Regions from separate parts of the Homo sapiens genome. Here region 1 is linked to region 2. A link is a loop called in an ENCODE intact Hi-C map of the cell type or tissue named here. Cell type or tissue: GM12878. All regions are shown on one strand. Links, peaks and the distances in the headings refer to the core of each region. The heading gives the core; the rest is flanking DNA.

Region 1 (5,376 bases), core at 290-5,289, 100 kb before region 2:
TCCAACAAGCACTTAATAAGTGGCAACCAAGCACCAAACCTTGTGCCAGGTCGTGGGATTACAGGATGAAACTGTTGCCTTCAAGGAACTCAGTCTCATAGAAAGACAGACACAGAAAGAGAGGCACTGGATAGGCTGCAAGAGATCCAGTGGATGTCTGTAAAGAGGAGAGGAAGTGCGAGGGCCTAAGTCAACCTCAGAGAGTCAGGGACACTTGTAAAGACACCTGAAGATTAAATAAGGGGTGGGGGAGGGAAGAGTAACCAGGGAGGAACAAGGCAGCTTTGCAGAGAGAAGAACATATGCAAAGGAGGCCCCAAGACATGACAAAATGAAGCATGTTCAAAGCACTTCAAGTAGCCCAGTTGTGCTAGAATATAAAGTGCTAGATGGGGCGGGGGCGATGGAACCAGACAGGCAAGGGCCACATGAGAGGGGTGCCAATTGAAGGGGTTTTTATTCAATACTTCATCATTTATTAAATAGTTCAGCCACAGGCACGGTGGCTTACGCCTGTAATCCCAGCACTTTGGGAGGCTGAGGTGAGTGGATCGTCTGAGGCCAGGAGTTTGAGAGCAGCCTGGTCAACATGGCGAAACGCCTCTCTACAAATATACAAAAATTAGCCGGGCGTGGTGGTAGGCTCCTGTCGTCCCAGCTACTCTGGTGGCTGAGGCATGTGAATCGCCTGAACCCAGGACACAGAGGTTGCAGTGAGCCAAGATCGCACCACTGCACTCCAGCCTGGGCAACAAAGTGAGACTCCGTCTCAAAAATAAATAGATAAATAAATAAATAAAGGCAACAGGGGGCCACTGGGGCATCTTAAACAGAAGAATGCCATGATCCAAATTACATTTTTTTTTGAGATGGAGTCTTGCTATGTTGCTCAGGTCAGCCTTGGCATCCTGGGCTCAAGATATCCTCCTGCCTCAGCCTCCTGAGTAGCTGGAACTACAGGCACGTGCCACCAAATTACTTTGGTTGTTGGGAAGTAAGTAAGAAGGGAGAGAGATTGTGCTGAGAGAAATCTGTTTTCTGGCTTGAGTAACCAGATACACAGTAGCATTCACTGAATCCGGGAACACAGGGAGGACCCAGTTTGAAGCAGGGAATGAAGACAAGAGCCATTGTGAATACACTGGGTTTGAGATACCTGTAAGACACGAACGTAGGGTGTCTAATAGTCGGATATAAAAGTGTTTCATGGGTAGGGCACAGTGGCTCACACCTGTAATCCCAGTGCATTGGGAGGCAGAGCGGGGAGGATTGCCTGAAGCCGGAAATTTGGGGCTGTAGCAGGCAATGATCACACCATTACACTCCAGCCTCTGTGCTCCAAGCTGGGTGACAGAGCAAGACCCTGTCTCAAATAAATAAATAAAGTAAGTAAAATAAAAAAATAAAGTGGGTGAGGGCCAGATGCAGTGGCTCACGCCTGTAATCCCAGCACTTGGGGAGGCCCAGGCGGGTGGATCACTTGAGGTCAGGAGTTCGAGACCAGCCTGGCCAACATGGCGAAACCCCGTCTCTACCAAAAAATACAAAAATTAGCCAGGCGTGGTGATGGACACCTGTAGTCACAGCTACTCAGGAGGGTGAGGCAGGAGAAGCACTTGAACCCAGGAGGCGGAGGCTGCAATGAGCCGAGATTGCACCACTGCACTCCAGCGTGGACAATAGAGTGAGGAAACAAGAAAAAAAGAAAGAAAGAAAGAAAGAAAGAGGGGGAGAGAGAGGGAGGGAGGGAGGAAGGGAGGGAGGAAGGAAGGAAGGAAGGAAAAGAAAGAAAAGAAAGTGGGAGAGGGCCAAGTGTCCTAGAAATGAAGGGAAGAGGGGATGGCCATCGGAGCCACACTCACATAGAAGTCAAATAAGACAGGGCTGAAAAAGGAGAACCATTTCAGCAGTGATGGAGACCGAAGCAAGATCACAGTAGGCCTCTTCAAGAAGCTTAGACTGTGAAGGGGAGGAAAGAATGAAAGCTAGAAGTAGGCTCTGTGTCAAAGGTTTTTGTTGAAGGCATTAGTTCAAATGTACATGCTGAGGAGGAGAGATGGAGAAAGAGGGGAAGGTTGAGGCTTCAGGAAAGAGAGGAGGTAAGTAATAGAGCAAAGTCCAAGGGGAAGTGAGGAGGACTGAACTGAATACATGGGGGAGGTGGGTGTCAGCCTGGGGCAGGAGGAGGGAGTTAGGGGAGGGGGAGAGGGTGGTGCAGGTTGGATTTGCTGAGCAGACTCTGAGATGGAGATTAGCATGCAGGAGGTTTCTTAGGGAGTACTCTTGGGATCATCACGCGTGGAAAGGAAGGAATGGAAGCAGGACTGGAGAAAGGAGACATTGGGCTGCAATGCAGATTCAACAAAGGCCTCAGCCAGACCTATGGGAAGCTCTGAAGCTAAGAGTGGAGACAAGGGGGCCAGGCCTTTATATCCCCACATCAGTCATTCATTGGACACAGGCTGTCCTGGGAAGGAGGCATGCCCTTGGGCAAAGTGGGTTTCTTCAGCTGAGGCTGTCCCCAAAGGGGTCCACCAGCTGAGGGCTCTCTACTGTTAGGCACTGAGTCTTTCTGTTGTGAAGATCAGGGAAGCACATTGCAGTGTCTCCTATAGAGAGGAAGGGGGCGCTATTGCATTTGAGTTGAATCTGCAGCCCAGTTGGTGTGAGGCTGAAGTTCACGCTGTTGGCTTCAATTTTGCTCCGTGAAGATGGAAACCAATCTTTCTGATGAAAAGGGGGCTAGCTGGGGTTGGGGGCTAGAGGAGAGTGAAATGATGATGAAATGGCTGCTTCAGGACACTGAAGATGCGCTGACCAGGGACATACAATAGGATTGCCAAGCGATGTTAGGGTCTTAGTTGAAACTAAAAAAATCATTTTAGCAGGCCCAAACAGTGTCGCGATTTCAAGGCTCTGTCATTCTTGGTCACTTGGATATCTGTCCTTCCTCCTATGGATTTTTGTTAGTTTTTATGAGGAAATGTCTATATTATTTAGAGGAGAATATTTTGTGAGACCGTGTTCCTAAATTCTGCAACTTTTTACCTAAACTACTTCCTGAACCAGGCCTAAATTCAAGGCCTTCAGTATATAATTACAATTTTCGCTACAACAATCGTTGCTGATGCTAATGATGACAATCTTGCTAGTGGCAAACAAAACTGTGTGGATATTAAAATATTATAAACCAATTAGAAAATGACTTCAGGCCTGACAATAAAGAAGATAAACACTTGTCTACAAGTAGACAAATAAAAATCAGGATTAAATCTAATTAGCAGGCAAATACAAAATGTAGAAAATTACAAAGGAAAACGAAATTTGAAGCTTCAAGGAAAAAAAACACTGCTATAATAACGAAATATAGAACAGGTGGTTCATCAGGTACTAGAGTGACAATAGACAAGTACACCGTCCAATTAAACAATCGGCTTTTAAAATCCATACAGGAATTATGTGGATGATCATTCAAAAACAATGTCTCACTGTTCTGTGAAGAAAGGGTCCCCCACATGAGGGGGAGCAGTTATAATGAGAATTCACTAGGCCTAAAGTGTAGGCTAGGTAACCAACCGTGCCTTGCTCACGAAACCAGCTTGTTATTCCAGAGTAACTATGAGCAAGCAACAACCATGTTCATAGTAGCAGTAGCAATACGGTTCTTTCGTTTTGTTTTTTTTTGAGACGGAGTTTCACCTCTTGCCGCCCAGGCTGGAGTGCAATGGTGCGATCTTGGCTCACTGCAACCTCCGCCTCCTGGGTTCAAGTGATTCTTGTGCCTCAGCCTCCTGAGAAGCCAGGATTACAGGCGCCTGCCACCACGCCCAGCTACTTTTTGTATTTTTAGTAGAGACAGGGTTTACCGTGTTGGCTGGGCTTGTCTCGAACTCCTGACCTCAGGTGATCCGCCTGCCTCAGCCTCCCAAAGTGCTGGGATTACAGGAATGAGCCACCACGCCCGGCCAGCAATACAGTTCTTAGGGGAAAAAATGAAATGTCCAGTTCAAGAATAAAATCAACATTCATGATGGGGCCTCACTCGGCCTCCCTGCACAGATTTGTCACCGAACATACATTTCAACAAAGGCTTTGGTGCCCAAGTGACTTCAATTGTAGAAATTTTAGGACATAAAGGATGGAAGACCTATAGGGAAACTCTTTAGGAGGAATTAACCAGGTGTACCTTAAAATCACTCTAGGGCCGGGTGCAGTGGCTCACGCCTATAATTCCAGCACTTTGGGAGGCCGACATGGGTGGATCACTTGAGGCCAGGAGTTCGAGACCAGCCTGGCCAACATGGCGAAACTCCATCTCTACTAAAAATACAAAAATTAGCCAGGCGTGGTGGTGCACCCCTGTAATCCCAGCTACTCGGGAGGCTGAGGTGGGAGTATCGCTTGAACCCAGGAGGCAGAGGTTGCAGTGAGTCAAAATCATGCTACTAATTAGGAGATATACCTAATGTAAATGACGAGTTAATGGGTGCAGCACACCAACATGGCACATGTATACATATGTAACAAACCTGCATGCTGTGCACATGTACCCTAGAACTTAAAGTATAATAATAAAAAAAAAATCATGCTACTGCACTCCAGCCTGGACTACAGAGTGAGACTCTGTCTCAAAAAAAAATAAAAATCACTCTAGATATGAGGGGAGTCGGTACTCTTTCCAGCCCAACTTTAGAGAACAGCTGGAGATACCCACAGCCTCCAACGGTGGAACACTTCCAGCAAGTATAATCTTACAGCTCTTTTCTACCAGCCTGCCTGACCACGAGGCACTAATCCCAGGAGCTCCAACTACTGTTCCCCAGTCCTTTACCCCCTATCTCAGAAAGACACACATGTACTGTCAACTTAAATAACAGAAAGAGACTCTCTAATAGAAAATGACATTTATTCGGGAATAGGGCATTGCAATGGGAATAATAACACCATAGTAAACTATGTGCATATTCAGGGAGGTAAAGGAAGACAAAGGCTTTTAAAGGAAAAATGGGCCAGGCGTGATGGCTCACGCCTGTAATCCCAACACTTTGGGAGGCCGAGGCGGGCAGATCACCTGAGGTCAGGAGTTCTAGACCAGCCTGACCAACATGGAGAAATCCCGTCTCTACTAAAAATACAAAATTAGCTGGGCATGGTGGCGCATGCCTGTAATCCCAGCTACTTGGGAGGCTGAGGCAGGAGAATCGCTTGAACCTGGGAGGTGGAGGTTGCGGTGAGCCAAGATCACGCCATTGCACTCCAGCCTGGGCAACAAGAGCGAAACTCCATCTCAAAAAAAAAAAAGGAAAAATGAGGATTATATAATTGTTTTTGAAATGATTATCCTTGGCTACAAAGATCAATAACAAGGGTGATGCC
Region 2 (5,376 bases), core at 119-5,118:
AGGAAAAAATCTGTCTACAGTGAGAAAAGCTACCCAATGAAATACACATTTTAATAGGTTGATCAACTTTTTAATTTATGTTCACTCATGGGTTCGATTTTTGTTCACCAAACTTCCCTGATTATAAGGGTCACCTAGGGCACCTGTTACACACAGTCTCCTGGACCCCGTTCCAGCCTTGCAGCATCACTGGGTCATTGGGTTAAGGAGCTGGCCCGGCATGCCTTCGTTTTGCCAGCCCTCACCCAATCCATCTTCAGATGTTTTTCTGTGGAAAAAAACCTCGAGGGTCTTCTAATACTAACTAGTCAGTTACTCTGAACATCAAAAGACCTCGTATCCAGGAATGTAACGTATATAAACAGATTGAATCCCTTTGTGAAACTGATTGGGAGTCAGGAGGCATGAAAATTAGTCTGGCTTCTGCCTCGAAACAGAAGTGGGACCTCGGTCAAGTCCCTTCCCTTCTCTGGGCCTTCATTTCCCCTTACGGAGTAAGTAGGTTATATCGTCTTACTGACTAAAATGTCTCCCTTAATATAAAACTCCTCCTTAGTTTCTGAAGGTCTCTCCAAGGCTGTGTGGGTCTAATACTTTTGAATTATTCAGAGCTTCTCAAGCCTTAACTAGTTAATCTGTACACAAATGCAAATGAGGGCGCCTCCGGTTTGTAATGCAAATAATTACCGGGCGGCGGTGTGGGGAAGTGGTGGTTACCGGTTGGTTGTTTAAGCGTGAATTTCTGGGAAAGCAGCTCTGAAGCTGGACATAGAATCATCAAAGTTGCAAATATGAAGCCTTTCCCAAGGAGACCTGACAGGCCTAACTCAGCATCTCTCTGAGCTACTGGCTGAGTATCTGAGCAGATTTTTTTTTTTTTTTTTTTGGTCGTTGGTTTGTTTCTACCTCCAAGCATATGGTCTTCAAAAAAATACTCCACTGTAACTTGAATTTTCCCAAGAAACTGGCTTGTGCTTTGGCAGCATCACCTTCATACTTGCTCTGGTCACTCACCAATCAATAGAGCACCAAACCTACACAGCAAACCTATATTCTTGCTTTGTCAACAAGAAAAGTGCGTGCATATGTTTGCTTTTCATTTTTTTCTTTTTGCTTCCTATTATGATCTATAATTGAAGTGAGAAATCCCCTTCCCCTTCTCAATACTTCAAAAAGGCCTGGAAATTTGGCATAACCTTGTTTGACTGTGTGCTTTGAAAGTAAGTGATCAAAAAAAGAAACTCTAAAAAAAAAATAGAAGTAGGTGGTCATGGTCAGTGCCAGTGGGGCTGGGAGGCAGGAGCAAGTTGCGGAACTCAAAAAGAAGAAGTGAGCTTGAAGTACATGGCAGGATAGGGGTGGGGGGCCTCGCTGCCTGGCACCCCAAAGGAAAGCTGTCAGTTAAAATAGGAACCTCGGCTTAAAAGGCTAAATGGAGTCCAGTCCAGCTGTAGCGGGGAATACTATTCAGTACACAGCCATGGATTACTGCAAAGGAAGGGCAGAGAGACGGCATGTTAGCCACAGATCATTGCCAGGTCAACTCCATCTCTCACACTGTCACTGGCCAAACACCAAAGGCCACTGTGCCTCATAACCCTGACAAGGGAGGGCTCTCTACTTCACAGAGGTTCCCAAAGCCACTATCAGATGGGACCCATGATAAAAACTTAGGGCTGGAATATTTTTAAACTCTCAACTCCTTAAATTGGAAAGAAAGTTAAGGGCCTTTTCTTCTCTCCGGCCGAGTCTCATCTCTTCTTATTGGGGGATGCATGCAAAATGCATGTTAAAAATCATCATGACATTCACCAAATGAACTAGAAGACTCATCAGAGCAAACCCCCAAACACTTGATTCTTTTGACAGCTCAGTTTTCCAGCCTACAAAGTGGGATTTATTATTCCTGCTACTGGCCTCACCTTATTGGGACAGTATGGAGCCCTTCCGGAAATTACCCCCCGAGATGCTGAAATACCTCACAAGAAGAATTCGGTAAGGCTATCATTCAAGACTCTAGGCTGGTAATAATATTCAGGTTTATTCTCCCTTTTGCATCTGTGGGATACCCAGAGTTAGAGAGAGGGGAAACGTCTGCTATTTTCTTCAGCAGTTGTGTTTTATGGGAAGGGCTTGGTGTAAATAAATGCGTTGCCGATTTTGAGCACAGCTTGAGTGCAGTTACTTCGAGTGAATGAAAACTGGAAAGGGCTGGACTCAAAGGTTAGAAGGAAAAGGCGCCAAAGGCTGTCCTTTTGAAACCCTCTAAGAAATGGCTGTGGCTCCTGAGGATGAGGGTGGGGTGGACCAGGGAGGACTAGTGACTGGGATACAGGAGACCAAGGGGACAGCTGTGCTGATCGGTGGTTACCCAGCCATGGTGGTTGCAAATACCTCAGGGAAACTAACAGCAACCAGAACTGGAACAGGGGAGCTGGTGGGAAAGAGTAGCAGATGGGCCCCCTGACCATGTCACACCTCTGGCAAAGATGTGGGGGAAGACAGGGGGGATGGCTGGGGGTGCTGGGAGGGGGACTGGGATGCAGGATGCATCTGCGAGCCACATGACTGTTGGCTTCTTGACCAGCGGCCAGACATCACCCTCAGATTCTCAGGTTTCTATAAACCTTGGCAGGAAGAGAGGAGAGGGCGCGGGTTGGATTGTATGCCCCCCAGGCATGTTAAGGGGGAAATTAGAGAAAGGGAGGCCCAGCTCTGTTGCGCAGGAAAAGGGTGTCTACAGGAAGCCCAAACTGAAAATGAAAAGAGAAGCTGAGTTAATGAATGGATAGATTAATGTACCAAAAAAAAAAAAAAGTCAGAAGAAAATTAAGTAATGAGGACTAATGGCTAAATTAGAATATAGCTATGTTAGATGGTCTTAAGGTCTTATTGCATTGGCTCCGGGGAACATGCTTTCTCTCTCATACACTCCACACACACTCCCACATGATGGCAGCAGTGGCATTAGCCAGCAAAATAATGATCAACAACCACAAAAATACATTTTATCTTTCTTTCTTTTTTTTTTTTTTTTTGAGACAGAGTCTTGCTCTGTCACCCAGGCTGGAGTGCAGTGGTGCGATCTCGGCTCGCTGCAAGCTCTGCCTCCCGGGTTCACGCCATTCTCCTGCCTCAGCCTCCCCAGCAGCTGGGACTACAGGAGCCCGCCGCCACACCCGGCTAATTTTTTTGTATTTTTAGTAGAGACGGGGTTTCACCGTGTTAGCCAGGATGGTCTCGATCTCCTGACCTCATGATCTGCCCGCCTTGGCCTCCCAAAGTGCTGGGATTACAGGCGTGAGCCACTGCACCCGGCTCTTTTTTGTTGTTGTTGTTGAGATGGAGTTTTGGTCTTTTGCCCAGGCTGGAGTGCAGTGGCCGTGATCTTGGCTCACTGCAACCTCCATCTTCCAATTTCAAGCGATTCTCCTGCCTCAGCCTCCTGAGTATCTGGGATTACAGGCGCCTGCCACCACGCTCGGCTAATTTTTGTATTTTTAGTAGCGACGGGGGTTTCATCATGTTGGCCAGGCTGGTCTCGAACTCCTGACCTCAAGTGATCCACCCGCCTCAGCCTCCCAAAGTGCTGGGATTACTGGCGTGAGGCACTGAGCCCGGCCTATCTCTTCTTAATGACTAGGTCCTGACTAGTGTCCCCCACCACCCACCCCCAGCACCACCACCCACCCCCAGCACCACCACCCAATACCTTGTACAGGAATACCTTCCACAAATCTCTAAGTGGCCTCAGGCCACTGGATAGAGCCCCAGGCTCTAGCCACTGCATTTCCTGTCCCATTGGGAAAGTAGAGGAGGCTGAGGTTTCACCCCAGGAGATCCTTAGAGCTGTCCTAGTCAGCTAACTGGTACTCTGGGGCAAGACCTGTTTGCAGAGCATATGGGGATGATTGCAGAACTCTGTTCTAGGGTCCAGACCACAGTTACCTGAAAATGTGAACTATGGAAACCCATCATTGGTTTGTGCTTAAATAATACTTTGACCTCTCTTCCATGTAAATTTCATTCCTGTGACATAAATACAGCAAGTAGAACTGATCCCCATTTCATATGAGTAGACCAAGAAACACAGAGAAGTCAACAGACTTGCCTGTGGCTGCAAAGAGTCACAGCTGGGCCCAGAGCTGGTGTGTGTGTGTGTGTGTGTGTGTGTGTGTGTGTGTGTGTGTGTGTGTATTTTTATTTCTTTTGAGATGGAGTCTTGCTCTGTCACCCAGGCTGGAGTGCAATGGTGCGATCTTGGCTCACTGCAACCGCCGCCTCTGGGGTTCAAGCAATTCTCCTGCCTCAGCCTCCCAAGTAGCTGGGATTATAGGCACCCGCCACCATGCCCAGCTAATTTTTGTATTTTTAGTAGAGACAGGGTTTCACCATGTTGGCCAGGCTGGTATTGAACTCCTGACCTCGGGTGATCCTCCTGCCTCGGCCTTCCAAAGTGCTGGGATTACAGGCGTGAGCCATCATGCCCAGCCAACTCTCTTAAAAAAAAAAAAAAAAAATAGAGAGATAGGGTTTCACCATGCTGCCCAGGCTGGTCTCCAACTCCTGGGCTCAAGTGATCCTCCCACCTCAGCCTCCCAAAGTGCTAGGATTACATAAGTGAGCCACCTCGCCCAGCTTCCATTTACTCATCTTGCAAACTGGGGATTATTCCTTCTCTACCTCACAGACCTGTTGTAAGTATAAAATGAGATACTATACAAAAGACAAAAACAAAAACAAAACAACAACAACAAAAAAAAACACTTTGGAAAGTAATAAAAGCTATACAAATGCTCATATCTTATTTTTATTCTTTGTCTACTTCCTAGGGGAAGAGTAATCTAAAAAACACTGCAATGGCCTATGTTCTAGGTTTCATGGGAAGGCTGACGTATTTTGATGTGTGTATACTATCCATATACTGTGCACTCCTAAGGACCAATAATGATTGAGGTAGAGTATCTGCAACGATGTAGGGGGTCACAAAGGAATCGCTTTTACAAATGCAGAGAGCTATAAGTAGTGCCTCAAGCAATTTCAAAATGTGGAGGCACAGTAAGCCTCACTCTGCCTGCATTCTAGGTGGCCTTCGTGATCCACCCCTTGAATGAGGGCTTTGAGGAGGGGGCGGGTTGCCTTTGCTGCTTTCAGATCCTGGGGAGCCAAAGCCTCCCCTGACTCGTTGGTCTGAAATTGCTTTCGTGGTCTGCCAGGGAGAATCCTGCCAGGAAGAGCCAACCTACTTGGGGTTGGGGTTGGCTGTTCCAGCTGTTTACCAATTGCCTCTCACTTGTAAAGTGTAGCTTTAATTATAGTTTTGCCAGAATTCATTTTAGGAATGGCCACTAACAATGATTTACTTGGGGAAACCTG

Evidence for each region. A loop is a pair of places that touch in the nucleus more often than their neighbours do. Peaks named below come from ENCODE experiments on the same cell type or tissue, not always from the same donor. Only the 100,000 strongest peaks of a DNase experiment are listed, where the experiment ranks them.
Region 1: a loop joins it to region 2, with 6 times the contacts of the local background. A loop is called at or near these places in 21 of 110 quality-filtered maps.

What each region holds. Positions count from the first base shown.
Region 1 is chrX:119,513,830-119,519,205 of GRCh38, forward strand. No RefSeq gene overlaps it. Among named protein-coding and RNA genes, the nearest start is that of SLC25A5-AS1, 47 kb to the left of the region's middle. In GM12878, for the core only: a CTCF peak has its summit at 2,608; a DNase peak (open chromatin) is centred at 2,652.
Region 2 is chrX:119,617,299-119,622,674 of GRCh38, forward strand. It overlaps SEPTIN6 (septin 6), which reads right to left. Exons shown (of 11, transcript NM_145799.4): 11 at 1-2,753. Among named protein-coding and RNA genes, the nearest start is that of NKRF, 14 kb to the left of the region's middle. In GM12878, for the core only: a CTCF peak has its summit at 2,957 (motif pointing right); a DNase peak (open chromatin) is centred at 691; H3K4me3 peaks cover 746 bases; H3K27ac peaks cover 2,850 bases.